Linked DNA regions of Mus musculus: regions 1 and 3 are each linked to region 2. A link is a loop called in an ENCODE intact Hi-C map of the cell type or tissue named here. Cell type or tissue: heart. All regions are shown on one strand. Links, peaks and the distances in the headings refer to the core of each region. The heading gives the core; the rest is flanking DNA.

Region 1 (10,305 bases), core at 3,985-8,984, 580 kb before region 2:
ATACCTTTTTACCTAAATGGTGGGTTTTACCTAAATCCTGGGTTTTGTGTTGATAATGGCCTAAGATCCATGTTTCATGCCAGACTTGCTGTATAGGATATACAGTGCCATTTTGTGCTCTGCTCTATGGTAGAGTAATAGTGGCATGCATTGATAAGCATGAGCCTGAAGTCAGTTCCAATTTCTTTTTCCTCAAAGCGGTGTGATGCCTGTATGTTACTAGTTAGTTGTGGGCAAGACCAGAAAGAACTGGGGCCGAGGTCCTTCAGCTAGATCTCCTCTGTGACCAAATAGCTGTATTTTCTTTAGGTGACTTCATTATTGCAGAAGGTCACATTGGTTCAGGTCATTCTTCTCATGTGAAATACTAGTATTGATTGGAAAGGCATAGCCTAGGGAAACATACTGAATTTTTACATTCTCCAAGAAGATCTCTAACTCCCAGTGCAGGTGTGTTTTAAAGAGGTGTTTATTTGCTTATTTAGTCAAATAGGTCTTTTAAGTTCCCTATAAAGTATTTGAGTTAGAAATACCCAGATTTTTTTTTTTTGTTTCTTTTTTGTTTGTTTGTTTTTGATTTTTGAGACAGGATTTCTCTGGATAACAGCTCTGGTTGTCCTAGAACTCACTCTGTAGACCAGGCTGGCCTCAAAGTCAGAAATCTGTCTGCCTGTCTCCTAAATGCTGGGATTAAAAGCATGCACCACCACACTCAGCTCAAGGAAATTCCCAATTTTTCAACCACAATAAAATGGCAAAAACATACATGTTCTTTACTAATGCATCTTTTCTTAAAAAGTCTAGGTATTGGTTCTCATTCATTCATTCATTCATTCATTTATTTATTTATTTTTGGTTTTTCGAGACAGGGTTTCTCTGTGTAGCCCTGGCTGTCCTGGAACTCACTCTGTAGACCAGGCTGGCCTCGAACTCAGAAATCCGCCTGCCTCTGCCTCCCGGGTGCTGGGATTAAAGGCGTGCGCCACCAGAGCTCGGCTTGGTTCTTAATTTTTATTTATTTATTTATTTGTTTATTATAAAAGTTTTTATTTCATGTGAACTTCTGTCTCTAAAAGTGTTCATGGGAGGAAATGAACACTATGCTATGGGAAATAGTCCATAGCATTTAGAATTGGCATGTCCCACAGACTGGTCTGTTCTGGAAACCACTAAGTAAATGAGAATTTTGGCCTCAGTTCTGTGGTGTTTGGGTTTGTTTGTTTGTTTGTTTTTAAGATGTATTTATTTATTTATACAGCATTCTGCCTGCATGTATGTCTGCAGGCCAGAAGAGGGTACCAGATCTCATTATAGATGGTTGTGAGCCACCATGTGGTTGTTGGGAATTGAACTCAGGACCTCCAGAAGAGCAGTCCGTGCTCTTAACCTCTGAGCCATCTCTCCAGCCCAGTCTGTGGTTTTAAGAAAGCATTTTTTGGAGCTCTACTTTTAGAAAAGAGTTCTAATTTTAGAGAGATTAGTTTTCCTTTTCCATCAGATTCTTCTGAGTGTAATGCTTGCTTCTCTTTCAGTGGCAACTCTCTCTAGCTCCCTTCCTTTTCCTCTCCCTCCCATCCTCCAGCAAGGACCACTTGGCAGTGTCTAGAGACAATTTTAGGTATCAGGTTTTGACACGGAATAGGTAGAGGCCACTGGTGTTGCTAAATAAATGTACACAGACAACAATCCCTGCCAAAGAATTTTATAGCCCAGTGTGTCTCCCATCCTGAAGTAGAAACTCCAGGGGAAGGGAAGAAGCAAGGGCAGACAGCTGCTGGGAGCCTTACCCAGGGCACGTGTAGTGCTGACTGCTGCAGTCCTTCCTCTGCACTGCCACGTCAGTGTTCCTCAGCTCTAGAGAGGCCCAGGAGAGCTCAGACTACAGCTCCCCAATCACTGTGTTAGTGTTGGGAGAGAACACCCCTTTCTTCTTTTCCTTACCGTACTCATGGGGACCATTGATTTGGCTTGAAGATTTCAGAGCTATAGGCTGCAATCTAGGCTCCACACTAATTCTAGGTGGCTTAATTGGGAAGTCATGGGAGAACGAGAATTTTGCTGTGCACTATTACCCTGTTGAGTATATACCTCATTTGTGAAAATCTGTGAACTGTAGCCATTTTGCAGCTTGAAAATCTATATGAAAATACTGTTTCAACTTACTCATATAGAATACTAATTTGGGTTGTATTTGCTTTATATTTAGAGTTGATCTGGAAGATTTATGAAAACCACAATACATGCAATGCATGAAAATGTTTCCTAAACAACTGCTGGTTGTGAAAAGCTGGCCATTAGAATGTACAACTAGGAATGTCTCAGAAGCAAGATCTTTATGAACATTCTGTATGGTTCTCTGCTGACCTGTGAGACAAGGGTCTCAGGAATTCTGTTTGGCTACACTAACCATTCCAAATTAATTAAGTCTAGGAATCCAGTGTTCTTCTGCTTCGGGGACTGAAACTTTGCTCTGGGGAGATCCCAGTGTTCATTCTAAGCCCTGTGACTAAATAGCCGTAGTGTTGCACAGTGACTGACTCTCTCCCCTTGCTTTCCTCTCCCGATTTCTCACTTTGTCATACCTGTAGCCTTTAGTTTTCTCTTCCAGTGAACTGTGGTATTTTGGGGGGAGATGTGTGTGGTACATTTATGTGTAGTGTCACCAACCTATATATAGTGTATCTTTTTGTATGGAGATAAAGAACAAACATGTTTCTAACTATGGTGGAGTAGGGGGATCTCAGGTGTTACTTGTGACTTAACGTATAATGAATATACATTGTTTTAAACAGATGTGAAAAGTACACACATACCCACAAATGTTGGAAGAATGCTGTGCAGTTATAATGCCATTTGTGATTAGCTTTAATTATATTGCTTGCCTTAGCTTCCAGGGGGTATAGAACAGTGAATTTAGAGGGGGAATGTGTGTGTCTATGTCTTATCCCATTACTTTTGGTTTTCTGCCTGTTGTATATCATCTCCACTCAAAAGATTCATCTGCACAGACAAGCATGATGTGTTTCTCTGACGCTTTAGCAGTGCTACTGTAAATGAAAGTGACAGCTTTCATATTTAGGAACAATGATCTTTTCCACAATTGGACTGAAGACTTGAAGCACAGGAAAGGAGTACAATGCAGTAACTGATTGTTGTGGTGCAAGCACACTCGGAAGGAAACTGCTAGCTTTGCTGTGGATTCTTTTTTAAAAAGAATAATAGCACAGCTGCACTCCCCCAAGTCCACCCCCACCCCTACTTCGATTTCCTTTCTTTTTTTTTTTTTTTTTAATGTAGGATCTCACTGTATAACACTGCTGACTTTGAACTCACTTTGTAAACTAGGCTAGCCTCAAACTTGTGAAGCTCTTCTTGCCTCTCCTGAGTATTAGTTATTACAGGCACATTCCATCGTGCATATCTAAAAGCCTTCATTGTGATGATAATAGAGGTTACTTGGAGAATAATCTTTAAATCTTCTAGTTTCCCCAAGATTGTAATTCAGCTTATCTGTGACTACCATTTTGCCTTTAAATCCTTGGGAGCAATGCAGTGCAGTGTTCTATCTACAAACTGAAGAAGAGGGGCAGAGTTACTGATGGCTGTCTTACTGAAATGAGAGAAGGTCCTTGGGGGATTTAGTTTTCAGAGCTTTCATTTTGAAGTACTTTTGGTCCTTTCTATTGCCTACTCTTTGCCTTAATTGATCGATGGATCAGCTGTATGAGGCAGAACTTTCACTTTGTAGCTTAAATTGGCCCAATGCTTGCTGTTTAGCTCAGTCTGGTGGTGAACTTCACAATGTCCTGCCTTGGACTCCCCAGTGCTAGGATTGCAGATGCTACACATGCCAGGCTCCTGTTGGCCAATTAAGAATTGTGTTTCAAGTATACGTTGTAACACATTTGCCTTCCTTAGCCGTAGGTACTTTGGATGTTCATAATTAGAATGCTCATCTGGTATGCTGTACCTTCATTTTGTACAATTGCTCCTATCCAGGTTAGAGTGTAGTATGGGCTGGGTCAAAATTTTACTTGGGAGAAGTAATAGCCAAAATAATTTATGAGCTGTTTTCAGAGGTGAAGTATGGAGCACCATTCCTGGCCAAAGCTGTGGTTTTCAAAGATGTGATCCTCCCCACCCACCCTCCCCAAATGTGACAGTGAGATCCTGATCTTCACCTTAAGGTGTTTGCTTCATGCTTTGTGTTTTGAAAGTGATATTCGCAGTAACAATGACATCTTTCACTGCCCTCTTATTAAAGTGACCGGTGGGTATGGGTAATCTAAGAGTAATTTGAGATAGAGTAGGAGGATTTCCAAATTAAATACTAAAAATATCTTCTCAGTATTTTCTGTTAGAGAGTATATCAGTACACAAGACACATGCACAAAACTAAAGGAGCTGGGGGAAAAAAATCCTCTTTAAAAGTAATCTGTTCCTAAATTGAAAGCTGGCTTTTTTGCATGAAGTTTTTCCTAGTTATTTGTTGTATTTAGAAGTTATTTCATATTGTTCTGTGCACAATGCATGCTTTAACCAAAAAAGCCCTTACTCTGGTGTTTTTCCTTTCCTAGGAGTCAGTGGATCGGTGGGGAAAATGCTGTTTGTCCTGGGCCCTGAGCTGTAGAAAGAAAACTCCAAAAGCAAAGTACATGTACTTAGCACAGGAGCTCCGCTTTGATCCTGAGTGGCCGCCTAAACCTCAGACAACGACGGAAGCCAAAGCTGTAGTAAAGGAGAATGGATCATGTCAGATTATCACCATAGCATAACAAAGGCTGCTCTCTGTGCTAGTAGCAGTGCTCAGCAGCATGCACTGTTGAGCTTTTCTGACGCTGTGTCAGAATGGCACTAGTTCAGTTTATATCCCTCTCATAATATGGCAGTTCATTAAAATACAAAGCAGTAAAATGTCATTTGCTGTACGATTATTAACTATAAATCTGGCTATTTCTTCATCCAGTAACCTAAATATGATATATACTTTATATTGGGTATGAGAGATCTGTGTTTGGGTTTTATAGATTTTAGCTTTTGACACGTTTGCCTCTTTAAATTTACTTTTCATAAATCCCCTTATTAGAAAGTTCTTTTACATATAGGCCCCAAAATTGTGATTATTAAAAATATAGTTAATTGTGATTAGCCTCCAGTGAAAATAGGTTGAAAGCCTGTTTTGATCCAGTGTTTTCTCCCAAAGAACTCTACGTTAAACATACACCAGTTTTCTTTTATGACCTGGAGTTAGGAGTGAGTTTGTGTGTTGTTGATAGAGCAACTCAGGTAATTTCCATTTCTGGTTTTATATTCTCTGTATCTCCTGCCTGGGTGTCACTTTCTAGACAGTAAGGCGCTCCACTGCTTGCTGTCTGAGATATCCTTCATAGTATTCCATGGCTCCCATACTGCAGTCTAGTTAAGCAAAGAACTCTCACTAGAAAGGTTTATTTCAGCCGGGTGTGGTGGTGGTGCACGCCTTTAATCCCAGCATTCGGGAGGGAGGCAGGGGCAGGCGGATTTCTAAATTCCAGGACAGCCTGGGCTATACAGAGAAACCCTGTCTTGAACCCCCCCCCCCCCCGCCACCCCCAAAAAAAGGTTTATTTCTGAGCAGCCAGGCATGATAAGTAAAGGCCCCTAGTCCTGCACAGGAGGCTGAGGCAGGAGAATTGTTTAGTCCTGGAATAGATAGTAAAAGCCTGTCTCAGAATACACAAGCAGAGAAGGATCGGGGTTATGTCTCTTGGCAGTAGATCCCATTCATACCTCTTCAAACCTATTTGTTTTTTTTCTTTTGGGACTTATATGATTTTAAATATTTCATATTCTCCCTCCCACTCCTACTCTCCCTCCTTCCCTCTCTCCATCCCTTCCTCCTACCTAAAGGAATGGAATGATGCTGTTTTTGTTTTGAGTTTGACCTTAACCTTGCTATGTCTCTCCTTTGAATAATGGGGCTTAAAAGAATAATGAACATGGAATTTGAATTACTTTTACAAAGCAATATGAACTTGTAGAGCTTGTCTTGTGCCATTAGGTGGCACCAGAGATCATCACATACCTATTTTGTAACAAGTGAGCTTGAGAAAATTAAGAAAATATATACATTTATTTAGCCAAAAGGAATGAAGAAAGCATTTACACATTTGTGTTTTATCTGATTCTGTTCAGTTCTCAAGGAACTTTCACAATGCTTTCCTAGGTAGGACCTGGCAGTTTGGCAGTGCCTTCAGTTTAGCATTGCTATAAAATGAACCCTGAATTAGCGAAACAGTGTAACATTATTCTGTGTTCTTTATTAGCTAACTACAAGTGTATGCTTTCCACTCTGGTTGATCATTAGTTCCCTAGTACATACTTAAAAGTTTACCAAATGTTAACCAGATTTTTGAAACCTCCCCCCCCCCCTATTTATTTATTTTTTATGTTGGAAATACCCGAATGATGTTTGGTAATTGTAGAAAAAGTAAATGTGTCTCAGGATCACTATTACTGCTGTTGCCACTAGTGATTCCTAGGAAATACATAATTGACTTTTTCCAACAAAATGTATATTATTACATGTTAGATAATAAGAACAATTGTCCCGTGAATGATTCTATGAAGCTATGCATCTTAGACCTCTTGAGCTGTGAATTAGCACTATTTTCTATGGTTACTTATTATCTATTGTTTTATACTTTCTATGTTCATTTCAAATAATGTTAATGTTATTCAATCATTTTCTGAATTGTTAACTCTTATTCTTTGGTTTAAATACTGAAACATGATTAATTGCTAACTACAGCTTAGAAACCCAATATCAGTTGTACTTAACATCTTTAAGAGCATGATCATAAAGGCTATTTTGACAGTTCATTTTAACATTTAGAGTTGATAAGGGTTTATATCTCATCTGTCCATATTGTTTGCAAAGGAACAAGGTTTTATGTAGGTGAGAGAAAGCATTTGTACGAAGTTAGATTTGAACATAGATAAGATAGGTTATTCCAGTTGAGAATATTGTTCGAAGAATGTCTGTGAATGCAGACATGGGTCCTGCTTAGTGCCATAGGTAGACTGAGTCTTCTGTAAGTCATCATTACATAGTAATTTTGGTTCTGAATTTTACATTAAATTATTTGAATATATACAGACCTAAATTTTAAAATCTGTACATATATTATTTTGATGTATTAAGATTGATAATATTGCTGATTTAAATTTTATTTATGCACATACTTAAAGGACAGAAATGTCTGGTAAAGTAATTGTTAAATAATGATATGTAGCTTTTTAACTTTTTAAATAAATAAGATTTTTTAATGTGGGTCTCCCTCAGGGTTGTTTAAAGTTGTTTGTTTTCCTCCCTTACATATAAATAAATAATGGTAACCGGTTTCTATCTTGTAGCACCAACTGCTGTAAGGGAATGCTGCAGACAGTGCTTGGGCGAGTGTGGCGCCAACAAGCCTGAGATTCAAACGCTTTCCATTTAAGCAAACCTCTTCTTGTTTTTATACTTCATTTTGTTTCCCATGTTGATGAAAGTACTGCACAGTTTCAAAGGCATGGTAAATAATGTGTTTCTTTCATATATATTTTTTTCCAAAAGCAGCAAAAATTCATATCCAGTGAAGATCAACTTCAAGCTTTAGAGAACATCTAATATCTCATGCATGCAGTTTTGTTGTATCAATTAAAAGGGTTTTGTATATTTATGGTGGGAGGCTACTGGGAACTTTTAACAAAATAGGGAATTAACTTTTGTACAGTCTGGGCATTTACATGTATTTTTAATGTATTACAATTTGGTAATTATGTGCACATGAAATTAATAAAAGTTACTTCCTGTTATAATTTGTGAATTCCCTGAGACCGTGGATTTTTTTTAAGTAACTTTATATATCAGAAATGACACATCTTTATATTTTTAAAATTGTATTGCTGCTCAAGAATGGTACCCTTTTGTCAAAAAGGTAGATATTCATAATTGTACATTCAGCATTGTAAATACCATATGAAATCCTTTTTGATTAAAGCTATTCAAAATAAAAAATTTTAATGAATTAAATATGTCAATATTTTTTCCTGGATCCTTACACACTTGTTTGATTATGTGGCTACAGCTAGCTCTCTCAGAAACAGTTTCACTGTAGATGGGGTTTCGTTGTTTTTGCCTGGGAGGCTGGTTGAGAGGAAGGCAGCTTGGCTATTTAGTTTGATGGACTGGTTGGGGGAAGAGCTGGCTGGCTGGTGCACACTGCAAGCAGAATGGCAGTTGGGGACTCTGGGGTTGCTGCTTGGTGAAAACCAGAGCCAGCCAGACTTTTTGAAGTAAGGTCCAGGGATCCCTCTGCCTACTGTGCTTAGCTCCCCTTGTGAAGTTCCAGGGATTGAATGAGTCTTCATGCTTACAAGGCAAGCATTTTGCTTATCTAGCTATCTCCCCAGGCTCTGGATCTTGTTCTTAAAGTGGGTGAAAAGTGGAAAATAGTGATAGAAGCATATTTAACGTAACTCTGCCTCTTAGGTACATACAAAGAGATCTGTACCCCTGGATCTGAATGCTAAGGGAAACAGCGTGAGAGCATTTAAAGGAATTGGTGGGTATTCCCCCTTGGAGGGATCTACTTGATAATCTGTGACTTGACAACCAATAGATAATAGCACTTATAAAGAATGTCTATGTTATAGTTACATATAGGAAAAATGAGCACAGCTGGACATTGTGATGCATTCTTTGTGATTCCCAAACTCTAGGACACTAAGGCCAGAAGATTGTAAATTTGAAGCTAGCATGAGCTACATATACATAGCCAAGTTGTTGAGAGAAAAATAGACATAAAAGGGGAACTCGAGTTTCTCAGAAGCTGAAGAACAGGTGGCCCTTCACTGTAAAGAAAGACATCAAGTTTGTCATTATACAGAAATGCAACGTTATAAAGCATATTGAGACCATAGGTTGGTAGATTGGTATGCCATTTTGCTCTTTGGGCTGAGCCTAAGCCTAAGGAATAGGCATCATGGAAACAATCTGAATGACCAGGATTGAAGTCCAGGTCAGAGACGTGAAGACCAGGAGTTCTTACACACAGTGTGGCACTGTGGCAATACAACCACGGTGGTAGGCAGTTTGACATTAAGTTAAACTGAACACGAACCCTTGAGCAATGCTATTACTGAACATGTTTGACAATGGCTAGACCAACCATTGGGGGCGGGCATTTGAGAATTCATTGGCCTTATTTAAGAAATAAAATGTTGAGCAAAAGAGATGGCTCATCAGGTAAAGATACCTCCCAAGACATGGTGTGAGTCCTTGGGAACCTACGTGGAGGAAGGTGAGAACCAATTGCCTAAAGTTTTCTGACACCCACAAGTGAGGCACTGCCACATGCACCCACATACTCCTGCACAGGAATGAGTTAGTGCAATGTAGCATGGAAAAAAACCAAAAGTGTGGCCCATGTAATGACAGCCTGCTATTTCTGGGAAAACTTAGGCCCTCTACTCTCTAGCTTTTACAAAAGGACTTTTAACTATGGACTCTGAAAGTTTGAAAGCTCTTGTCATTAAAACCTAGAATATGCCCTATGGAGATAGTCTTTTTCTTGACTTTTTATCTGGTAAGGTCTTTATCTTGAGGATGCAAGAATACTTCCCTCTTCCTCTCTGAAGTGCCAAGTCACAAGCAGAGCTGCAAGCCTTTCAGTCAGTCCAGGGTGCAGAACTGCTTCAGGTAAGGCCAAATATTCTTAAATTAGTGTATGCAGTTAGAGGCTCAGTCTGTATAGGGGCAGAAGGAGACCTGGTACAAGAAACAGTACAAATTTTTACTTGGGAAACAGAGTAAACTAGTATTACTGTGTGCTTCCTGGGTAACTCAATGCCCAGAGTAGTTTTATTAAGCAGCTTGGTGTATAAGCAAACAGTAGCTCATTATTTAAATGTGTGAGTCAGAAAAACATCTTCAAATGCTACTTATGTGACACTTAAATTAACCTCATGTACACTGGAGCGACCAGCCTACTGCACTCGTGTTACTGTAACAGTGCAAAGTTCAGAAAAGCATGGCATAAAGCAATGGGCATTATCACCTGCACCACTGGGCTCCGGGCCGGGAGTTACAAAACGGTGTAATGAGTTGTGGGGTGTTGGTACTTTGAAAATATGTAAGAAATTGAATCTAGTGGAAGTGGGCCTTGCTGCGGTTCTCTTGCTGACTGTTGGGGATAAAGCTCCCTGCTTAACTTGTTAAAGTCAGTGACACAGCCAGTCCCAGGAGGCGTTGCTTTCTATTCTCTGAAAAAGACCGTAGCA
Region 2 (10,305 bases), core at 2,885-7,884:
GCTGTACCTGAGTCACTCCTGCCAGTTTGAGAGCCACAAGAGACACCACAACATCACATATCCCCTTTTGAAACCAGAAACAACTAATTTCATGCCTCCATGATTATTTCCAGAACTCCATATCCAGCTTACAAATGAAGACTCGAAATCCCTAAAACCATAGGGAAAGGGTTGCTGAACTCAAAGGGTGATAAATAGCAAGTGCTTCTCTCAGGATCTGGGGTGGAGGTGTTGGAAAGTGTTCCTCCCTGTCATTTAGGTTGACCCAGCAAAGTAGTGTTCTTATCTAGGGCAAGGCCTGTGATCACCTTACCCTACTGGCACACAGCATTGCTAAACTAGCAAGGTCATGAGCATTCAAGTTTCCCCATTTTGCAGCAACCTCTCTGAGGTGGAGATGGGTATACTTCTAATAGAGAAACAAGGAAGAAAAAAAAAACCTGCTAGTTATGTGTTTCTGCTTAATCTGAGATATCCCCCTTGGACTCATGTTTGTGCCCAAGTGCATTCGTACACATCCTTTTGATTAAACTAATTGTTTACCCATAATGCACTTCTTAAAACAAAGATAAACACTACCCCAAGGCTGGTACCTAGGGACAGACCCCTTCCTCTAACTTGGCTAGTTTCACCTCAACTTGATACCATCTAGTGTTCTTTTGGGAAGAAGATTCTCAAGAAAATGCCTCCGTATGATCTGCCTGTAGGCAAGTCTGTAGGGCATTTTTTAAAACTAGTGATTGATGTGCGAGGGCTCAGCCCTTGGTGTGGGTGGTACCATCCCTGGGATGGCGGTCCTGAGTGCTATAAGAAAGCAGGTTAGGTACGCTGAGAGGGAGTAAGTCAGAAGTGTCCATTCTCCATGGCCTTTGCATCAGTACCCGCCTACAGATTCAGGCTGAGTTTCTACCCCGATCCTTCAAAGACAGACTACATACGATGCAGAAGTGCGAGCTGGAATAATGCCTTTTGGTCATTTCATTTCATCAATAGAAACCCTAACTAGGACACCCTCGTTCCCTAGTTTACTTAGAAGTCCAGGATTTGACATCAGAAGAAATGGGACAAGGAGCCTGCCTTTGACCTTAACTGGGTACTTAACCTGGGGCAAGCCTTTGTAGGGAGCGTGCTTCCTGACACACAAAATACAAAGTTGTTCACACCAGGTTGGTGAGCAGGAGAAGAATAAAGCCCTTGACAATGCTTTGGAAGCTGAACGGTGGTCCTCAAACCAATCATATCACTATGTATTTATTTTGTTATCTATGTGTATGTGAGTATGTCTGGACCTGTATGAAATTATGTGGGCTATGTGTGTGTGTGTGTGTGTGTGTGTGTGTGTGTGTGTGTGTGTGTGTGTGTGTGTAGGAGCCAGCAGGGGTCAGAAGAGGTATAAGGACCCTGGAACTGGAACTATAGGCAGTGTGAGTGTTGGGAATGAACTGGTCTTCTGCATGAGCAGTAAGCACTTTTAACAGCTCTTGACCTTAGGAATCTGGGACACTCACAAGCTCTAGAAAGAGGGGGTTTCCCTTCAAATGCTCAGTGTTAATGAGCACAAATGGGCAGGAGTGGGGGGTGCAGTTTGTACCTACGGGAGAGAGTCTATCCCGTTCTCTCGGTGAGGCCTCTCCTGTACCTGCACTACGTCATGAGGAAGTGAGCTCTCATCACTGGAGAGGTTTGATAAATAACCACCCACTAGAGGAGCAGCAAGGGGGACATAGAACCACCATCGAGGCCAGAGGTTCTCAACCTGTGGGTCGCGACCCCTTAGGGAGTCAAATGAACCTTTTGCAGAGGTTACCTAAGACCGATAATTTACATTATGATTCATCACAGTAGCAAAATTACAGTTATGAAGTCGCAGGAAAAATAATGTCATGGTTGGGGGTCACCATGTCATGAGGAACCATATTAAAGCATTAGGAAGGTTGAAAACCACTGGTCTAGATGTTGGATTGATGACGGTTTCTATGAACCTCTTTGGTTTTCATCTTGTTTTGTTATTTTTGTTTGTTTGTTTTGTTTTGTTTTGTTTGTTTGTTTGTTTTAACAATCTTTTCAAGTTTATCCTTTCAATTTTCTAAAGAAAATATTTCTTTTATTTTTTGAGATTCTAATACAATTACATCATCTCCCCCTTCTTTTCCCTCCCTTCAAATCCTCCTGGCTCTCCTTCAAATTTATGCCCTCTTTAAAAAAACACACACACACACACACACACACACACATTTATTTATTTATTTTATGTATGTGAGTACACTCTCTTGAGACATACCAGTGGAGGGCATCAAATCCCATTACAGATGGTTGTGAGCCACCATGTGTGTGCTGGGAATTGAACTCAGGACCTCTGGAAGAGTAGTCAGTGCTCTTCACCACTGAGCCATCTCTCCAGCCCCTATGCCCTCTTTTTTCATTAATTGCTATTACGTATACCTAGGTACATATTTTAATTACATAAGTAAAAGCAGAAAGCTGAGATGGAGAGCTGACTCAGTTGCAGTGCACTGGATGCTTTCCAGAGAATCTAGCTTTGGTTGGAGCACCCACATCAGGTGGCTCACAGACTCTGGCAACTCCAGCTTAAGGGGTTTAGTACCATCTTCTGGTCTCCATGGACACACATATATACACACAGAGACACACATAAATATAAAACTAAAAACAAATATTGTCGAACAGCAACAAAGCTGATTGACTTCGAAGGGCACCCAGCTTCAGAAGGGTACGTGGTCTCTGTCCTACTGAGGATCGCTGTTGATTCAGACCCATTCAAACCCAGGACACTACAGTTCTCTCTGAGAGCATGCAGATTCATGCTGAAGGAGTAAGAATGACATTCACATGACAGAGCTCTAGATAATAGAGCAGAAAGGCCAACTCCATGACCCTGTCCCATGCTTTAGGATGTCATGTTTGTCCACCCTGCACATTCTGCTGCCAACCTTTCCCAAGGGTGGATGTGCCCCTGTGTTGTCCACTCAGAAAGAAGTCAAAACAGATTCTCCAAGCCTGATGCTCAATCTCCTCTTTCTGACTCCAATCAGTGTGACCAACCGATGTGACCCTCTGTGGTCACCTAACCAACCCTCGCTCTCTCTCCCCTGTTGTCACTCCACACTGAATTGTCCTTTCACCCATCTCTGCATGGCAGAGACCAATTCAGAGATCCAGTGTCACTGCCTCCAGCAACCCTTCCTTGCTCACTGTCAGCAGAAGTGAGTTCCTCTGCCCTGACCTCAAGACATCTCTCCTTCCCTTGTAGGACTTGGTCTCTATATTAGAGTTAGTTAGAGGCACACACCAGCCCTTAAGTTTGAATTCCTCGTGATGAAGTCTTATGTCCCTCTCCTCCTTCACCCTCTCCTCGATGCCCTACACAATACTCAACATTAGTTAAGTCTTTGGAGTCGAGTGAGCAGATAAATCAATTTTTCCCTTCCCAACACGAAAACCACCAGCCAGTTGGCTCAATGAATCCTCACCCTTCCCTCCCCCGCCCTGAGTGCCGGTCTGGTGATTCCAGCTGCATCTGGAACACAGACAGAGACCTAAGAGATGTCATGAAATACGGATCACTGGAAAACGGAAAGCAGCGAGGAAAACTCAATCAGTAACATGTCACGGAATGCAGGATCGGGAGCCAGGGTTGGTGGCACATCTGTGACCCCAGCATTGGGAGTGTGAGATGGGAAGGAAGATTCAGTCTGGGACACACAGTGAAGACCCTGTTTCAAAAGGAAAACACCCCTAAACCCATGGGTTGGTGATTAGTCACCACTTCATCCCCAAACCCAGGACATATTTGTAAAGGCTGTTTGGGTTGGTCGGCTTGTCTGTTAAACCTCGTGGTAATCAAACGCTGGTTTAGTTCTTAGGAATTGTTTTGTTCCTACTCAGAGATGATATTTACGCCAATATCCAGTGTTAGAGGAGGGGCTGGGAGGGGCTGTGTTCTGGTGATGACAGCACCCCAGGCTGAGGAACAGAGATGGGCCCTACAGTTCGGGGAATGTAGACACGACAGAAGGACATTCCCTCTAGCCTTGGCTAAGTCCCTATGAGAAGCTGCACCCCCCACCCCCAGGGTGAGAGGAAGTAGACATAACTTCCCCAGCTGTCTTCCCCATACCTTTAAGCCCTTTCTCAGTGCCTTCCACAAAAGGTTCTGTGGGTCTACTTACACAGTAGCACATTGTTGGCCAAAGCAAGGTTTCAAGTGACAAGGGAGAAACTGGAAGCTGGGGAAACAGGGCTCCCGTTGGCCCCAGGCCCCAGGGCCCTTGCTTCCAATGCTGGGGTTTAAAGTGGGTTTAGAGGAAACGGACAACTTCTGAGTCGGAGTTTCACGTTACCATTTCCTCTTTGTGGCTTCATCGAGACCACGGGTAGATATATATGACTCCGTATTAGCTAAACTGACCTCCAACCCCTATAAGCCTACCCCTGAGAACTCAGGGGAGAGAGTGGGGGAATAGCCATCTGCAGGGGGTAGAAGAGAGCCTGGGATGTCTTGCCCTAGATCCTCAGCGTCCCTGCCACCCACCGTCCAAGGCAAACACAGCAGCCATCCCCGGAAGCAAGCAATTAGATGCTCCCCGGGGAGGCCTGTAAATTCCTAACTTCTCCCTTCAGGAGGTTAAAAGTAATAGGGTTGCTGGGATTATTTATGTTTCTCTGTCTGGATGAATGTGTATTGGGAGGTGTGTGTGTGTGTGTGTGTGTGTGTGTGTGTGTGGGTGTGTGTGTGTGTGTGTGTGTGTGTGTGTTGTGCATGCGCGTGATCCATCCTCCCATCTCCTGTCTTACACAACTAGCTGCTATTTACACACCAGATGATCCCTGCAGGAAAAGGCAAGTCCCCAGCCGCTGTGGAATTTTAAGAGAGCTTCCTGGAATGCCCTTGTGGGATGTCTGGTTCTAATTGCCTCCGTCAGCGGAGCTGGCAAGCTGGCAGGCGCAATGAGAGGTGAAATTGAACAGATTCCAGTTCACATCAGACCCCCAGCCCTGCCAGAGTCCCCCAGGGCCCGGAAAAGAAAACAAATGTGGCCCAGGCAGTGGAGGGCCTGGGGAGGGGGGTGCGGGGGGGGGGTGTAGAACGCTAGACTGGGAGTTGGAGCAGGAAGATTACTGTCCCAGAGCAGCGGCTTCTGACTGGCTTCACTTTGTGCTAATCACTTAGTCTTGTGGGCCTCCTGTGTTCAGCTGCCAAATGAGTGGTCTCCCAGGCCTCTTCCTAGTCTAAGATGGGGGTCGGGAGGAAAGCGTCCAGCTGTCCCTGTGGTGGGTTGAAGGGTCAGTGGTTTTGTCTTCGGACTTTTGAATCAGATTTTTTTTTTTAACATTTTAGATCTTTAAGCATGATGGGAGGTGAGAGGCTTCAATCCACCTACTAGAACCTAGTGCTGTTCCAAGCTAGCCCTTGTCCCTCTCCCACAGCTCCTCTAGGGATGACTGAAGGTCTTGAGGTCTTAACACAAATCTCTGCCAGAAAGGAGACAAAATCCACAGTTCCTTAGTGCCCCCTATGGGTCCAAAGATGGAGACACTTGAAAGAGGCTGCCCAAGAAGCCACTCTCCTCCCCCCTTGTTCCCCCAGCCTCCAGGGCATCTCTGGCTCCTAGCTCAGAGCCAGAAGGCTCAAACTGATCCCTAATTTAAGGTGAATTTTTCTTTCTTTTAAGACTGTTGTTTTAAGGCACAGACTAAATTAATTTAGTCAGTTCCCCCAACAGGCTATAGATTGAGTGCTTCCCAAGGGGTCCATGGTATGTGTAAAGCGACACGGTTTATCAAATACAGACGCTTGCTGTTTATCATCTTGCCCTTGCTAAGCCTAGCATCAGCTTGACCCCCTAGCCCACAGCTGACACATGTGTGTCTTCAGGCATCAGGGGCTCACTTTTGAGTATGTGTAGGGAAGTCGGCTTGGCCTAGACCAACCAAATCCTAGTCACCGAGACTTTTGCCAAATTGGGGCATAATTGGCAAAGATGTCTAAGAAGACATTTGTAGAGAGGCTGCAGTCCACAGGATCGCCAAGCATCCTAGAGCACGCCTTTCTCTTGGCTCTATTGCTTCACGGACTACGATGACCATGTAAGCCCCTGCCTTCTCAGTGCTTTCCAGAAAGAACGTGCCAAAATGCAAGGGTCACCATGGTGCTCCATCCAATAAGTCAGCCCCCTTACAGACCACCTGGGACTTCTGCTTGGATCTCATTGACCACTCTAGCCGCAAGAATGGCTGGAAATGTAGTCCTGTCTCCTCTCCTAATGACCTGAGTTCTTTTCCTAAGAAACAGGAGCAGATATAAGGGCAGTATCAAGAAAACTGTTGTGCCTGCTATTATGTGTCTGGAGAGGAGTGAGGGGGTACGCCACAGTCCTTTTCTTGGGGGTCACTGGCTTCCCTCTGCAGGAAGAGAGAAAGCTGTTGTGTGCAGTTCATCTGATCCAAGAGAACTCCTAAGCTTCTCACACAGGACTAGACTGCCAAGTTGGTGGGGAGAGATGGCATCTGTGGGATGATCTCTTCCAAGGCTAATGGCAGGCAGGTGATTCTGAGCCTGGCCTCTGGGCCTTTTCCTAAGGAAAACCATCCCAGGTCACTCAGGAGGTTTGCACTCAGATCTCAGCATACCTGTCTAGTGTTCACCACCTGGTCTGGGACCAAAGAGCAGCCTCCTTTCAAAGATTCTAATGGCTTTGTTCTAGTACCAACAGCGCTCAGAGGACATGAGGGGAAAGACTCTCACCCTACATTTGGATATATCCTCACTTCCCCACTCCCAACAAAGTCTGTTGCTATCTCTTCATTCGTTCTGCTGGGAGCCTGGGCCAGCCTGGCTCACAAAGCAAACATTTAAGTCTAAATATGGTATTTAAACTGTGGAATGCTGAGATTGGCATGGCTCAGTGAGTCCCCTGATGACTGGCCTCTGGCTCTCTGCTCCTGAGTGTCCCTGGCCCTTCAGATTTGGAGAGGAAACTCATCTCTAATTTGGTCCCTGGTTTTGAGCCAGTTGATGCTAAACTCCTGGTCCTGGGCACTTGGTGCTCCTCTGACTGTTGGGAGAAGAACAGAGGAATAGAAAATTTGCCTGTAATAGTTATTCCTTACTCTAGAACAAGATGTGCTGGCGAAAGAAGGGCCCAGGTAAAGGGAGGGGAAAGCTTTGACTAGCCCAGTGAGCTCCATTTTAAGGAACTGGTTTCTAACCTGGTGATGCTTCAATACTGCCCTATGGGGCTCAGTGAGTCACCTCTGCTGTAACGACCACCTCATTCTTCGAAAGCCAACTAGACCAAATGTCCTACTAAACTGTGTATCCTACTAAGGTGATGATTTTAATCATGCTCCAGTTGTTGCCACTCTTGTTTGATGTCACTCCCACCCCCAAAATACCTATTCTATCCTTCCTGTGACTTTCATGCTGGCTGCCCTTCCAGGAGACTAGGAGAATCAAATAGAACATTTCCTAGGATGGAATTTCCAGGAACAGAATGTGATTAAAAGTAGAGTCCTCTTCTTTGACAAGACTAGGGACAGAAATAACCAGCTCCAATTTATTAAGAACCATTTATCATGGAGTTATTGAAGCTATGTATGTTTGAGGTCTTTTCTTTTCTTTTCTTTTCTTCTCTTTTCTTTTCTAATTTGGTGCTTAAACATATATCATGGAAGGTCCTAGGCTCCTGGCCTCCACAGACAACCCCTCCCTCAGAGGACAGGTTTGTTTGTTTGTTTGTTTTCATTTCTCATAATATACTTAGGCAAAGACAGAGTATCACGTTTAGCACTTTGCAGGTTGACCATTTTTCTATTTATTTTTATGCTACTTAATGCTAAGTATTTAATACCTTGGAGCACCTGAGAACCTAAACTCTGGTTACATTAGCACTGCTTCTGAGCCAATGGAGCTGAAAGAAAAAAGAAAATCTGGTGTGTGTCCCATCTTCATTTCATGATGGAGTGAGGGACAAGGCTCACGACTGTGTCTTTGTTGTTGTTGTTGTTTTGTTTTGTTTTTTGTTTTTTTTGAGACAGGGTTTCTCTGTGTAGCCCTGGCTGTCCTGGAACTCACTCTGTAGACGGGGCTGGCCTCGAACTCAGAAATCTGCCTGCCTCCCAAGTGCTGGGTTTAAAGGTGTGTGCCACCACTGCCCGGAGACTGTGTCGTTTTGATAGGGCCTTCCCAGCGTGACTGTGGATACTAAAATTACCACTGAGGAAATTCAGCCATGCCCTTGCTTTCCCCCAGGTTCAACTCTAAAGTCTCCAAGTCACAATATCAGAGTAGCTGAAATGGGTAGCAATTAATTTGCATGACTCGTTTCTACCCCTGGATCATTATTTTCTTTACCAAGGGAGAGTTCTATACGACCGACCCCAAACAGTGGGTGGTCTCCTCACTTCCTAGAACACATACATGAGAAAAGCCATCAAGAATAGGTTTGCAGCCATCTCTCAACATATGTGTGATGATTATTGGTTTACTAACTATTAATAAGAATTGTCCCAAAGTTTCCATTTATACTGAGTGTACAGTACGGGGTTCTAGCTCAGACTATTCTATTTGGCTTTATGGTGAAGAAGGGGGTAAATTTAAACCTGCCATGAACTTGAAGGTATGGGTGTGTGTGTGTGTGCGTGTGCATGTGCGTGTGTAAAGACATAGTGCTTTGACATTTGTGAAGAGGAGAGAGGGACTGGCAACACACAGACATATCCCTGGGTTCCCAGAAAAGCACACTTCCATAGTGTACCGTAAGCAGTACATTATTGGGACAAGGTGGTAAGGGGTTGGAAAAAAAGTTCCTGCTTTATACCCTTCATCTACCTTCATTGTAATAAACACATAATAAATACAATTTAGTTACAAATGTAATAAAAAACAGAATACTATAATGTAATGTCTGGGTCAGTGGTTCCGAGGCGCTGGAGAATATTAGCTGTGACATGAGGGGATCATCTCAAAAGCAGGTCAGCAACACAGCTGGTGGTTCTGATTCTTTGATCTCAGCCTGGTCATCTCCTGCTACCCAAAGCCCTCCCAGGAGCCAAGGGTGGTACAGATCTAGGGGTCACAACTTTGTGTTACCTCTTCAAGTACAAGCTGAAGTGCACAGGTGCCTGCTGGCATGGGATGCTCCTCAGGCAAAGCAATCGAAAACGCTGATAGATTCCAGTCTTGGACCAACCAGAGGGTATCACAGAACCTGTCACGATGGGCTTGTCAGAAAGCACTGAAGGCATCAAATGTGTTCCTGTGGAGTCCTGAAGAGCCTGAAGAGCCAGAGACCAGCTATGGAACACAGAAGGCACAGTAGGAAAGCCCAAGTAGAATGTGTGTGTGTGCCCTACGTGTTAAAGACATAAGTCTCCTTACCACCCATGATTGCGGTGGGGTGGGGGCGTCTAGCACTCAGCAAACACTGCAGAACTTCCCAAGCTTCTCCTATGCACATTTCCTGTCACAGCAAGTATATTGGTTCAAGGTGGTCCCGTGGATGAAAACAAACGCGAGCCCCAGTGAAGAAACCATCTCAGGGATTGACCCCTTTAGGGACAGATCCCTACCCCTCTCTCCTCTGGCCACCAGAGGTGGTGCCTCCTGGGGGTCTCAAAGCTCACCAGGGTTCAAAGCACTCAGACAGGTGTCAGACATCCTCCCTCTTGGCCCTTCCAGCCCTCACTGCTCTCTGTCCCTGTCTCCCTTGCAGGCAGACTGCAGCTCAATTAGGAAGGCATTCCCAGACCTCTCTGGGACTGGCACGGCCACATTGTTTGCATTCCCTGCCTATGGCTGCAGCTCCCGAGCCAGGAGGCATGCAGATGCAGTCTGTCTGCATCAGACTCTTATCTATTTCTGAGAAAGGACAGGTCTTTTAAGTCACACTTCCAGACCCGCGACGACAATCAGGATGATCAGTAAAGTGTCTTCTGGGCATGACAGTCCTTCATGGGACTCTTTGGGTGGTATTCTAGGCCCATGGGGACTCCATGTTAACTGATTTCTAGTCCATGCTCACTCAGGAGGTAGCCACTGACAAGCAGGGATGGGGTGGATGTGGGTGGTGAAATGCGCTTTTGCACTGGGACAGTGGAAGATGTCAGAAGGGCTCGGTGTGCAACAGAGGGGCTGGATGACACTAAGAAAGTCCCCATGGGTTTTAGACAATGGTTATGGTAAAGAAAAAACAGTCTTTGTTGGCTGGTGTGAAGGTCTCTTTAATACCACACGGGGGGTGGGGAGGGGGCACAGTCGTAGGTGGTTTGGTGTGGGATGATGGG
Region 3 (10,305 bases), core at 1,819-6,818, 80 kb before region 2:
CCATTGTGCAATTGAGGAAACAGGGTCAGAAACCGAGGTGCCTTGATCCAAGTTACACAGCTAATCAACGGTAGAGATTACAGTGGAGTCTTATCCACCACAAGGCCCGTATTCTTCCACGTGTTGTGACATCTCAGTGCTCTCTGGCTTCTGGAGTCTTGGGTTGGTAAATGTTGATTATCATCTCCATAGCAACAGTCCTGCTCTGCACCCTCACCCCACATACCTCCCTCACTTTCTGTACTTCTCATTAGCCTCAGGGCCTGCTCCCTTGGTGAATAAAGCCAACTGCTGTGAGCCCTAACATCCATAATCTCCCACACAGTCTCCAAATACCTTTATCTGGCCACACTCCCTATTATTGCTGCAAGTCCTTCTTCAGCCTTTCTCTCTCTCTCTCTCTCTCTCTCTCTCTCTCTCTCTCTCTTTCTTTCTTTCCTTCTCTCTCTCTCTCTTTCTTCCTTCCTTCCTTCCTTCCTTCCTTCCTTCCTTCCTTCCTTTCTTTCTTTCTTTCTTTCTTTCTTTCTTTCTTTCTTTCTTTCTCTTTCACATTTTTTATAATTGTATGCTCAAAAAAAAAAAAAAGATGAAAACCATACTTGAGGTCCTCTTCTCTTCTATTACTTACATACTAGAGTTCAAAGTTCACCTTCTTCCCATATACATATTTCTGGTACTTCTGTGAAAGCCTGTACACAGTCGACCTTACAGTTCTTTAGTTAAAGAGCACAGGACGCTGACTCCATCTTTCCGTGTGAGAGGATTTCTATCGCAGGGTCTATAGAGCTCAGGGTAGGTTCCTAACGATGAGGTGTAGGACAGATGGGTCATTCCAGTTCTAAGCAGGCTACATGGCTTGTCCAGACCACCTTGTTCCACTGGAGGACAGCCTGGGATGATTCTTACCCTCTATAGTAGATACTAACACATAAAGGGTTAGATTGACCACTGTGTGTAACACCAAAAACTTGTCAGCCTATACCACACTCATGAAGGTACCGAATCAACCATGGCAGCCCAGTGTGAGTCTACAAACTTAATCTGAAAAGCATCCATTTCTGTTCTTATCTTCTCCTACTCCTAAAGCTGCCCAAGACAAGGAATGTGCATATTGTCTGGAACTTAGCAAGCAGGACAGTACCTGTGTGTGTGTGTGTGTGTGTGTGTGTGTGTGTAACTGGGGCATTATTTAACACGTTTTCCTAAAGGACATTTGTTTCCTTTGAACATTTACTCTTTTGCCATTAATTTATGTATTCACTTTACATCCCGATCACAGCCCCCCTCTCCTTCTAGTTCCCCCTCACATAGCCCCTCCTCTACTCCCTCTCCCCTTCTCCTCTAAGACGGGGGGGGGGGGGGGGGGGGACACGGACTCACCCTGGGTACCAATCCATCTTGACATATCAAATCCCTGTCAGACTAGGCACCATCTCTCCCACTGAGGCCAGACAAGGTATCCCGGTTAGGATCCACCGGCAGGCAACAGAGTGAGGAACAGCCTCAGCCTCCGCATGACCACACCATTTTAGTTTGATGTGCTGAGATACCAAGGAGCCTGACAATTGGAGCTTAGGGACTAGTTGGAGTGGGGGATGGGCAGAGAGATCCAGACCCCCACAGAGAGCTAATGATAGCACCTAGGACAAGGGCATCCATGGAGCCATTGCATAAACAGAGAGGTGGTTGGAAGATGGAGGATTTAATAAGGAGGAAGACAGAAAGCGCCCGCACAGCGCTCCGCACAGAGTAGGTGTTCAATAAATGTCAAGGAGTCTGATTCTCACATCAAACATCCAGCTGGGCGAACGGTGCACAGAGGAGGGAGGCTGCCTCTGACAGCCACGGTTCTTCCTCCCCCACTCTTCCACCATCTGCTCCATCCTGGTCGGATCATGAGAAACACATCGAGTTCTTTCCCTCCTCCGAAGGGAAAAGCTGCTCCTTATGCCAGGAACCCCGTGTTCCCAGATCTTGGCAGGGCTGGCTCCCCCTTGTCCTTCAGGCCTCAGGCTAAATGCTACCTCCTCAGAGAGGCCTTTTCTAGTCACTTCTCCCTCCAGGGCTCTCTGTCACATCATGCTTTTATTCCTCCTGACAATTGGCAGGAGCTGGAATGACTTGGGTTGGCTTCTGTGCCTGCTTTTTGTCCCAATAGACTTCAACCTCAGAAAGAGAAACCAGCTGTGTTTCTCATGGCTGGGACTCCTTAGGCTAGATGTGCTGATGCCTGGTTGGCATGTGGTCAGTCCCTGGGCAGATGATATAGTCTCACAGGCGAAGGTCTATGTGACCAGGGCCTCACAGGGAGAACCGGAGTTTACCACAGGAAGTTAGCAGAGAGGTCAGGGCTGGTCAGTGTTGCTCTGAGCCGCTCTGTCCAGGGGAAGACAGAGCTCTGAGTCCAGAAACAGCATTAGACATTTGAATGGAAATGCTTTGGGGTGACATGGAAAGGCGTGGGTGCCACTAGTACAGTTATGGCCCCTCCATTGAATTGAGGGCTTCCAGTATCCTTCTGAGCGAGATGTGTGTGTGTGTGTGTGTGTGTGTGTGTGTGTGTGTGTGTGTGTGAGTGAGTGAAGGGGGGAAGGGACTACCTACTGGTCAGAAGAGATCTTATCCAATGGCCAAACCTAGTTTCCAAACACAATTCTTAACAAAGATTGTAAGAATTGCCATGTGTTGGGCAAGCACTAAGCTCCAACCACTCCACTAGCCATTTCATGTACAGCATTCTATTTAAGGCTCAGACATCACAGGAGATGTCATTATTCAGTGTCCGAAGGTAAGTGGGAAAGAGTGACTAAGATGTCTGGGGTCACAGAGCTGGGCCATGAGGAAGAGAAGTTCAAACACAGCTGCCTCCTACTCCAAAGCCAGTGCTCTTAGCTACAATCTTTCTGGGCAGAATTATCTCACAGGTGAATCAATTCATTGAGTTTGGCGCAGTCCTTGCAGACTGAGTCATTCTAAATCAGACTGCCCGAACCTGTTCCTCTCCCGGAAACTGATCCCTTAACTGCCAAAGTCAAGGCCAAGACTCTGGAAAACTCTGGTAACCTGACAGTGCATTTGCTGTGCCCTTTCCCAATTAGAGAGTTGTTCTTCTCTAGGGCAGAAGAACCACAAGAAGCAGGGTTTAATTACCGGACATATCTTGCTTTGCTCAGCCCAGGAGGGGCATGGTTAGAAACTCAGAGAGGCAGGCACACTGCTCGGAATGCCAGCTCCTGTATTCAGTAACCACATGACCTCGCATGGGCATGTTTCCTTGTGGATTGCATCGTAACCCTCACCTGTGAGTGTAAATGTGGGTCAGAACAATCTCACAGTGTTGCTGTGGGGATTACAGGAAGATGCATGTCAAATGTCAAGCACTTTGCTCCTCTTCCAGCAAGCCCTCTATGCAGTTGCTAGCCTTTCCCCTTATTGTGAATAGTGTCCAGGCAGGGGCACAGCTGATCGAGTGGGTTGGAATCGAGGCACGACTGCTCAGCCACTGGCTTTGGGTGTAGATTGTCCCCCTGGATTCCTCATCTTTAAACTCTGAATAACTTAGTAAGCTTTGAGGGTGACAGCCATCCTTAAGTCAAAGCTGTCTTCTGTTGGGAAATTAACCAACACCAGAGGCAGGGGATGCCTGGCCTCAGATGGATGGCATCTGCACCGTCTGACTCCCAATGGTACATCCTGAGCGTGGGCTCCAGTGTGTGCTGTACCAGCTTGTCTGCACAGTAGCCTGCTGTTTAACTTGGAGCATTGGAGGGCAATCAGCACAAGAATTGCAGAAAGAGAGACTTCAGAGCCTAGTCTGTGCACATTGTGAGTCCATTCTGTAGGAATCTTAGTGGGTGGTGGCAGGTCATTGTCTTCCCCATGGGAAGGAGGTTTATAGATGGTTTGTATATGTGTGTGTGTGCTCGTGCGTGCACGCGCTCCTGAATGTGGCAAAGCACTGTCTTTTCACAGGTAGAAAACCTCAGATCATTTGGCACCCTAGTTTCTCAGTAACTGAAAGCGGGCTCTGGGAGTGAGTGGGTGGGATGTGGTGCTGAGATGCTGAGGCCTTCAAGGTCCCCAAAGAGTACCTGGGTCTGTAGGCTTTTATTAAGTTTCTGTCACATGGCCCATGACCAGTCAGTTACCAACACTGTGTCCTAGAGGACCCAGACTTCCCAATCACCTTTGTCTGGAACAATCCCTTCCTGGGGCCAAGTAGATTAAACATTCATGGCCAACAAAAGCTTACGCTTACCTCCCTCTCATGCCTGTAATTGTGACCTGTCCTAATGCTTGGAGCCCTGGCTGCTGCTCCTCTGATTTCTTTTATGGGTCCTAGTGAGTACCCTGGGGTGTTACCTATCTGTGCTTGCAGGTTTCCACTAACCTAACCTTTCTTGTCAGTCAGGCCGAGGGGTGTTCCCTGAACCACCCAAAGGCCACACAGTAAAAATACACCAAGCCAGGAAGAGTATGTCCCTCTGAGCTTACATTTCTTTTGCTTGAAAACTGGAGACACTGGACGAGCTCCTAATAGTTCAATCTGTACAAATGACTTATTCCGTCCAACCCTCCATCCACTATGGAACATAGTTTTAGCACCTCTCAATCTCAATTCGGAACGGCACAGGAAAAGTAAGTCTCTCACACCATGGTAAGAAGACAACCCGGCAAAACAAAGTCAAGGTGGGTCTGTGGGAGGGGGCAAGATGACTAGCTTCTCTGAGCCTGCGCACAGGGTGATCTGGGCGCAGGCGTTGCAGACTTGTGGGTCACAAAAGTCGCTCCCTCCTCTTGTAGAGCCTCCTCCTGTCTCCCCAGCATTACTCGGCGCCCTGAAATGCCTGCCTCCCCGCAGCGGGTGCCGGTTGTCCTCCAGAGGGCGGCACAAAGGTCTCCTTGTGGGTCTGCAGCCCGGGGAGGGCGGGGGAGCGCCGAGCCTCCTGGTGACTCACGCCCTTGCCATTTCCTTTGTGCGCCCCGCTCCAGCGCGTGGCTGCGGGCGGGGGCGCGGCTTTGGCGCTGGCGGTGCGGGCGCCCCGGGAAGCCGCCGCGCGCTTTCATGTGGGCAGGGGGCTCCCGGCACGCGAGGCCGGCCCACGCGCACAGCCTCCCGGAGGCCCGCGGCATCTGGATCGGCTGCGGTGGCGACATGCTCGCAGCCTGGCTTCTTCAGGGCTCAAAGCAGAGCACCCGCCCTTGGGGAGGCATGTGGTCCCCAGCAGGCGCTGCTCCGCGGCTGGTCTCCTCCGAGGGCGCGTCCTTGTGGAAAAGTGAAAATTAACCACGGCAGGGAAGGGCTCGCACGGCTTGCTGCGCGATCTGGGGGATCTCTAGTCCCAGCTCTAGAGTCCCATCAGCAGCTGCCAAAAAGGCTGTGCAGGGGACATGTCTGCAAGCCATCTGCATCCAGCAACTTGCCAAGGTGATGATGCCTGGATACCAGGCAGAGCAGTGGATCCAGTGAGCGATGGCCTGCCTGGGAGCCGGGAGATAGTCTTCCCCAGCATCTGTTAACAGTGGGCTCCCAAGTCCCCCTCTTTCCGGTGCCTGCCCTGGTTTCATCTCTGCCCATGCGCAGTTTCCTTTGCCACAGAGACACTCTAAGCAACTTGTACATCACCGCAGCATTTTCACAAGCTGTTCTCAGCAAGGAAAGCCCATCCCATCCTCCTGAAGGACACCTGGCCTTCAGCCGGAAGCTGCTCCTTAGAGTCTGGTTGAATGCTACTTTTGTGCACTCCTCTGAGAAAGAATATTTACAGAGCCTTGCGGCAGCCTGGATAGTTATCCAGGGTCGTGCTATGACTCTTCCTTTATACAAAGGCAAGCGGTAGGCTGAAATAGCACATGAGTGAGTGAGCAAGAGAGTGAGCAAGCAAGAGACTGGTTAAATGAAAGACTTGGGAAAGGCCATTTCACTGACTACTGACTAGCCCTGGGTGGTGTTCGATAAACCCTATTGGAATCCCAAGGAACCAGAGTAACTCTTTGGTTGTGCAAAGAGTTTGTCTGGGCTCCCAGGTGCAGGCTGCAGTGCACTTGGGAGATGCTTGCTCTCAGCGAGGAAGGACCCACCAAGACCAAAGGAAACACCGTTGGTATCAAGATCTAGGGCCAAAGCCAGCGTGCGGATCTATCAAGATTCTAGAGGAATATGGAAACAAAACCAAGCACGATATAACAAGGCTCATTCTGCCTTCCCCTTGTGCCAGCTCAGTTCTGATAACACATAGTGGGTACAGAGAGCATCGCTCCTCCCCACTCCTGTGCCCAATTGCCACCAGTGTTTAAAGTTTGCAGAGCCTTCCCAAGTGTGCTCACTGGGGATGATTGCATGGGTGTGGAACTCTTCTTCCCAGATTTTAAGATGGTCATCAAGCTGAGCATGGTGGCTCAAGTCTTTATTCCCAACACGCGAGAGGCAGAGGCGGGAAGATCTATGAGGTCCATGACAGCCTGGTCTACAGAGCAAGTTTCAGGACTACATATGGAAACCGTGTCTTGAAAACAAAAACAAAACTAGCCAAGTAACCAAAAACATAAAGAACATAAGGTTTCCATAGTTCAATGAATCCTGAGATTTTTAGTGAATATTAGGCAATACAAAGCGACATGACACGTGGTTCTTGCCACCAGGAGCACTCAAACTTGACCAAGGAAGAAGTATGTGATCAACATGATAGAAACATCATGGAAGCCGGGGCCAAGATAAAGGTGAGGTCTGTTCTCTGTGAGGTCAGAGAAGACCACAAAGAAGCTTGTAGAAGGGACCTTGAGGGGTGGACAAGAGTCCTCTGAAGACAGAGTGACTGTGAGGAAAGCTCTGAGAGACAGGTGCTGTGACAAGGGAAGTGTGACACCATATGGTCACAGCCTTTCATTGTATGGGTATGGCTGCTGCCTTTGGCTAGATGATATTAACCCTTTTGACTTTTTGAGTTGACAGAGACGATCAGAGCAAACACGGTTTATAAACTTGAAATTCCTGGAAGTTCCTTTAAGGCCCTTTCTTTGGGTGTTACCAAGTGTCTGGGGCAATTAATTGACCTTACATGTTGCTGTGAGTAACCCTCCCATAGGGAGTGTAAATTTGAGCATCTTTGCTGGTTAAATTGATAACGGGTGTGTGTTAGGGGGTGATAAAATGAATCTTTGTGTCTCCCCACCCCATGATTCATAGGTTGAAGTCCTAAGCATCAATGTAATGGTATTAGGCAATGGGGCCTGTGGAAGGCAATTAGGTCACACGGGTAAAGGCCTCGTGAACAGGATTAATGCTCTGAGTTGAGAGCCTTCAGGCAATGTTCTCCCCTTCTTCCTTCTAATAAGGATACCACAGACCTGCAGTCTCTCTAGAGCAGCAGTCATCAAGCTGTGGCCCTTCACAGGGATCACGTACATATCAGATATTTACACTAGGACTCCTAACAGTAGCAAACTTACAGTTATGAAGTAGCAACAAAATAATTTTATGGTTGGAGGTCAGCACAACATGAGGAACTGCATTAAAGGGCCGCAGCATTAGAAAGGCTGAGGACCACCGCTCTAGAACCAGGTAAACACACACCAGAACCCCACACAGACCACATGCCCTGATTTCAGACCTCTGGCTTCGAAAAGATTGAAACGTAGTTTCTCATACCAGCCAGTCTGTAGTAATTTGCTATCACAGACAGAACTGACAAGATGGCAAGGGCTGTAAGGAATTCAAAGAAGGGTTTGAGAAGGAACAAGTACAGAATTGCAGGCAGAAGGAAATGATCCACCAGGGAGGTAAAACCAGTGCACGATACTGCAGGCTCAGCCACAACCTACCTTAACTGATGACCAGGGCCTCTTCTGCCATCACATCATTTGATAGGATACCTGTGCGTCTAACCTCTGAATCCACAAGCTCCATCATCTTTTTTCTCTTCCCTATTTCTCATCCTGTGGTCCCTAGAATTTCCTCTGCTGGCCACTGAGGAACAGAGCAGAGATACCCATTCAGTCCAGCCTGTCTGCTTTCAGCCTCTTTTGCTCTAGGGCTCCCTTCTTAAAACAATCCTCCACTGACTCCTTCACATGCCTCTTTGTCCCAGTCAGTTCTAGCTGCAGTCACAAGCTGGCACAGACTGAGTGGCATGAAATTATTGTTCCTGTGTCTCTTGGAACAAAACAAAAACGCAAGTAGAAGGTTCCGAAGGGGGTGCATCTCAGCATCTCCAGGCCCTCCGACCAACCCTGAGACCATCTTCAGCATCTCAGGCCCCAGAAGCCATTAGCAAGCAGAAGCATCCCAATAAACCTGGTGAGGCTGCTGGGAAATAGCCAACACAATCACCGTTCTTGGATCCGTGATGTTACATCCCTGTGCTGGAGAGCTTCTTGTAGACATTGATGTTTAAGATTTGTTAGAATAGTTACTCAACAAATTGATAGTCAGAGGAAGCCCTTGCATCTTGTCTCCAAGTTCTAGCCTCTTACTGGAATAGGAACTTTGGGAAGGAAAATATTAACTGGGTTCAGACTGTAACCCAAAGTCACGAGTCCACTCCTGGATCAATCACTGGCCAGGAAGTGTTATACGGGTCCTACTCTTCTAACAAGATGGCTTGAAGAGAAAGAAACACTGGAGAATTCAGGACTAAGAAATATGGCTGTGGGACAGGTTGTTCAGATAGGATATAATGAAGTGTGTAGGTATGGGACTTAGATATAGAGAGTCACATGAGTCTACAAGACCAAAGTGGTTGTGATTGTCAGAATGAGTCTGCGATGAGTTGTAAGAACCTCAGTTTCTATCCGCTGTAGCTTAGGCAAAGTACCTTTATTCTGGATTTTCTTAAAGTGGCCACCATGGGCTGGAGAGATGGCATAGTGGTTTAAAGCATTGGTTGCTCTTGTAGAAGTCCCAGGTTTGATTGTCAGCACCCACATACTGGTTTAAAACAGTCTGTGACTTCAGTCCTAGGCAGATTGGATACTTTCTGGCCTCCAGATAAGCATGTGGTACGCAGACATAACATTCAGCTAAACACCTGGGCACATAAAATAAAAACAATACAATTCTTTAAACTTAAGTGAAGTGGCCACTCTGAAAGACCTCATCATCAAGTAGCTCTTCATTTAAATGGTGGGGACTTAGGAACTGCTCTCTCTTCAAGGCTAAGTGATCCTTCCAGAGGTGTTATCTGAAAAAGAAGCTCATGAAGGATGGGAACAGGTCAGGTATCGCTATATGCCGACCACCAGAGGTCCTTCCACATCTTAGGACACTTGCTCCATGAAGCCGGAATTGCGGTCCTTTTCAGAGTGTTCTGTGAAGGAGCAGGGCGTTTTTCCAGGTCCAGTATCTGAAAAGGAGAAGCAGGAGTAGGGTCTACAAGGATCGCTGCCACCTGTTCCCACGGCTCTTCCTCATTTCCCTTGAGACTAGCCAGGCATGCCTTCAAAGAAACATCGCTCACACACAAAGGATTTCCTCAAAATGACATTCACTTTAATTGATGGTTGACACTGGAGGAAGATGTGTGGAGAGGGAAAAGATTATAGTTGGCCCTGTAAATCGGAGAGTTCAGCATCCATGAATCTAAACAACCACAGGCTGAAAATATTTGAAACATGTATTTGTATAGAGAACGTGCAAATATTTTTCTTATTATTCCCTAAACAATACTGCATAACAGCCATGTCTGTTGCATTCACAGTGTATTAGGTATTTGAGAAATGATTTAAAGAAATGACTAAAGAGTGGTATGCATGTGTTATATGCATATACTGGAGCATTTTATATGAGAAATTTGAACACACCTAGATTCTGGTATCTGTGGGGTTCCCAGAGCCAATCTCCCATGTATACTGAGGGACAATTACATAAATTTGGTAAATCTTTAAACCATATGTGCCAGAAGTCCACAGAGACATTTAGCAAAATTGTTACTTGTAATAAACCTTGAGTGAGTGCCACCTGCCACCCCCCCCCATACAAAGTGCCCTATCTATCTTACAGAGCCCTCCTGAGACTACACAGAGCTTCAAAGCCTAGCGACAGCAGATGCTGTTGCTCTCATGAATAATGTCACCACTTTGTACCCAAGTGGGACAAGGAACAAGTGTGTGCAGATGGAGACAGGGAGGAGGGGCGGTATTAGAGTCTTTCTGAGACCATGCCGGGCTCCAGTGTAGCCTTAGATGCAAGGGGTATGAGGGAGAGGTGAGAAATACCAGGAGGAACCGAGGGCAGCTGGAGAGGCAGACACCCATAGTCAGACAGAGGAGCCACTAGAGACATTCGAATCATGAACCCAGCCTGTGTTA

What was found. Peaks named below come from ENCODE experiments on the same cell type or tissue, not always from the same donor. Only the 100,000 strongest peaks of a DNase experiment are listed, where the experiment ranks them.
Region 1: a loop joins it to region 2, with 2.1 times the contacts of the local background. A loop is called at or near these places in 5 of 42 quality-filtered maps.
Region 3: it touches region 2 in a loop (4-fold over the local background); 17 of 42 quality-filtered maps call a loop at or near these places.

Annotation. Positions count from the first base shown.
Region 1 is chr16:30,310,174-30,320,478 of GRCm38, reverse strand. Atp13a3 (ATPase type 13A3) reads left to right here. Exons shown (of 34, transcript NM_001128096.1): 34 at 4,578-8,056. The coding sequence ends at 4,775. It overlaps Gp5 (glycoprotein 5 (platelet)), which reads left to right and starts at 9,698. Exons shown (of 2, transcript NM_008148.4): 1 at 9,698-9,724. In heart, for the core only: a CTCF peak has its summit at 6,035 (motif pointing right); no DNase peak of the experiment used is centred there; H3K27me3 peaks cover 908 bases.
Region 2 is chr16:29,729,721-29,740,025 of GRCm38, reverse strand. No RefSeq gene overlaps it. Among named protein-coding and RNA genes, the nearest start is that of Gm46567, 79 kb to the left of the region's middle. In heart, for the core only: a CTCF peak has its summit at 5,537; DNase peaks (open chromatin) are centred at 4,305, 4,565, 4,925, 5,475 and 1 weaker place; H3K4me3 peaks cover 1,015 bases; H3K27ac peaks cover 1,848 bases; H3K27me3 peaks cover 2,117 bases.
Region 3 is chr16:29,808,817-29,819,121 of GRCm38, reverse strand. It overlaps Gm46567 (predicted gene, 46567), which reads right to left and starts at 5,572. Exons shown (of 1, transcript NR_164311.1): 1 at 4,089-5,572. In heart, for the core only: a CTCF peak has its summit at 4,880 (motif pointing right); DNase peaks (open chromatin) are centred at 2,091 and 4,941; H3K4me3 peaks cover 1,326 bases; H3K27ac peaks cover 3,256 bases; H3K27me3 peaks cover 1,622 bases.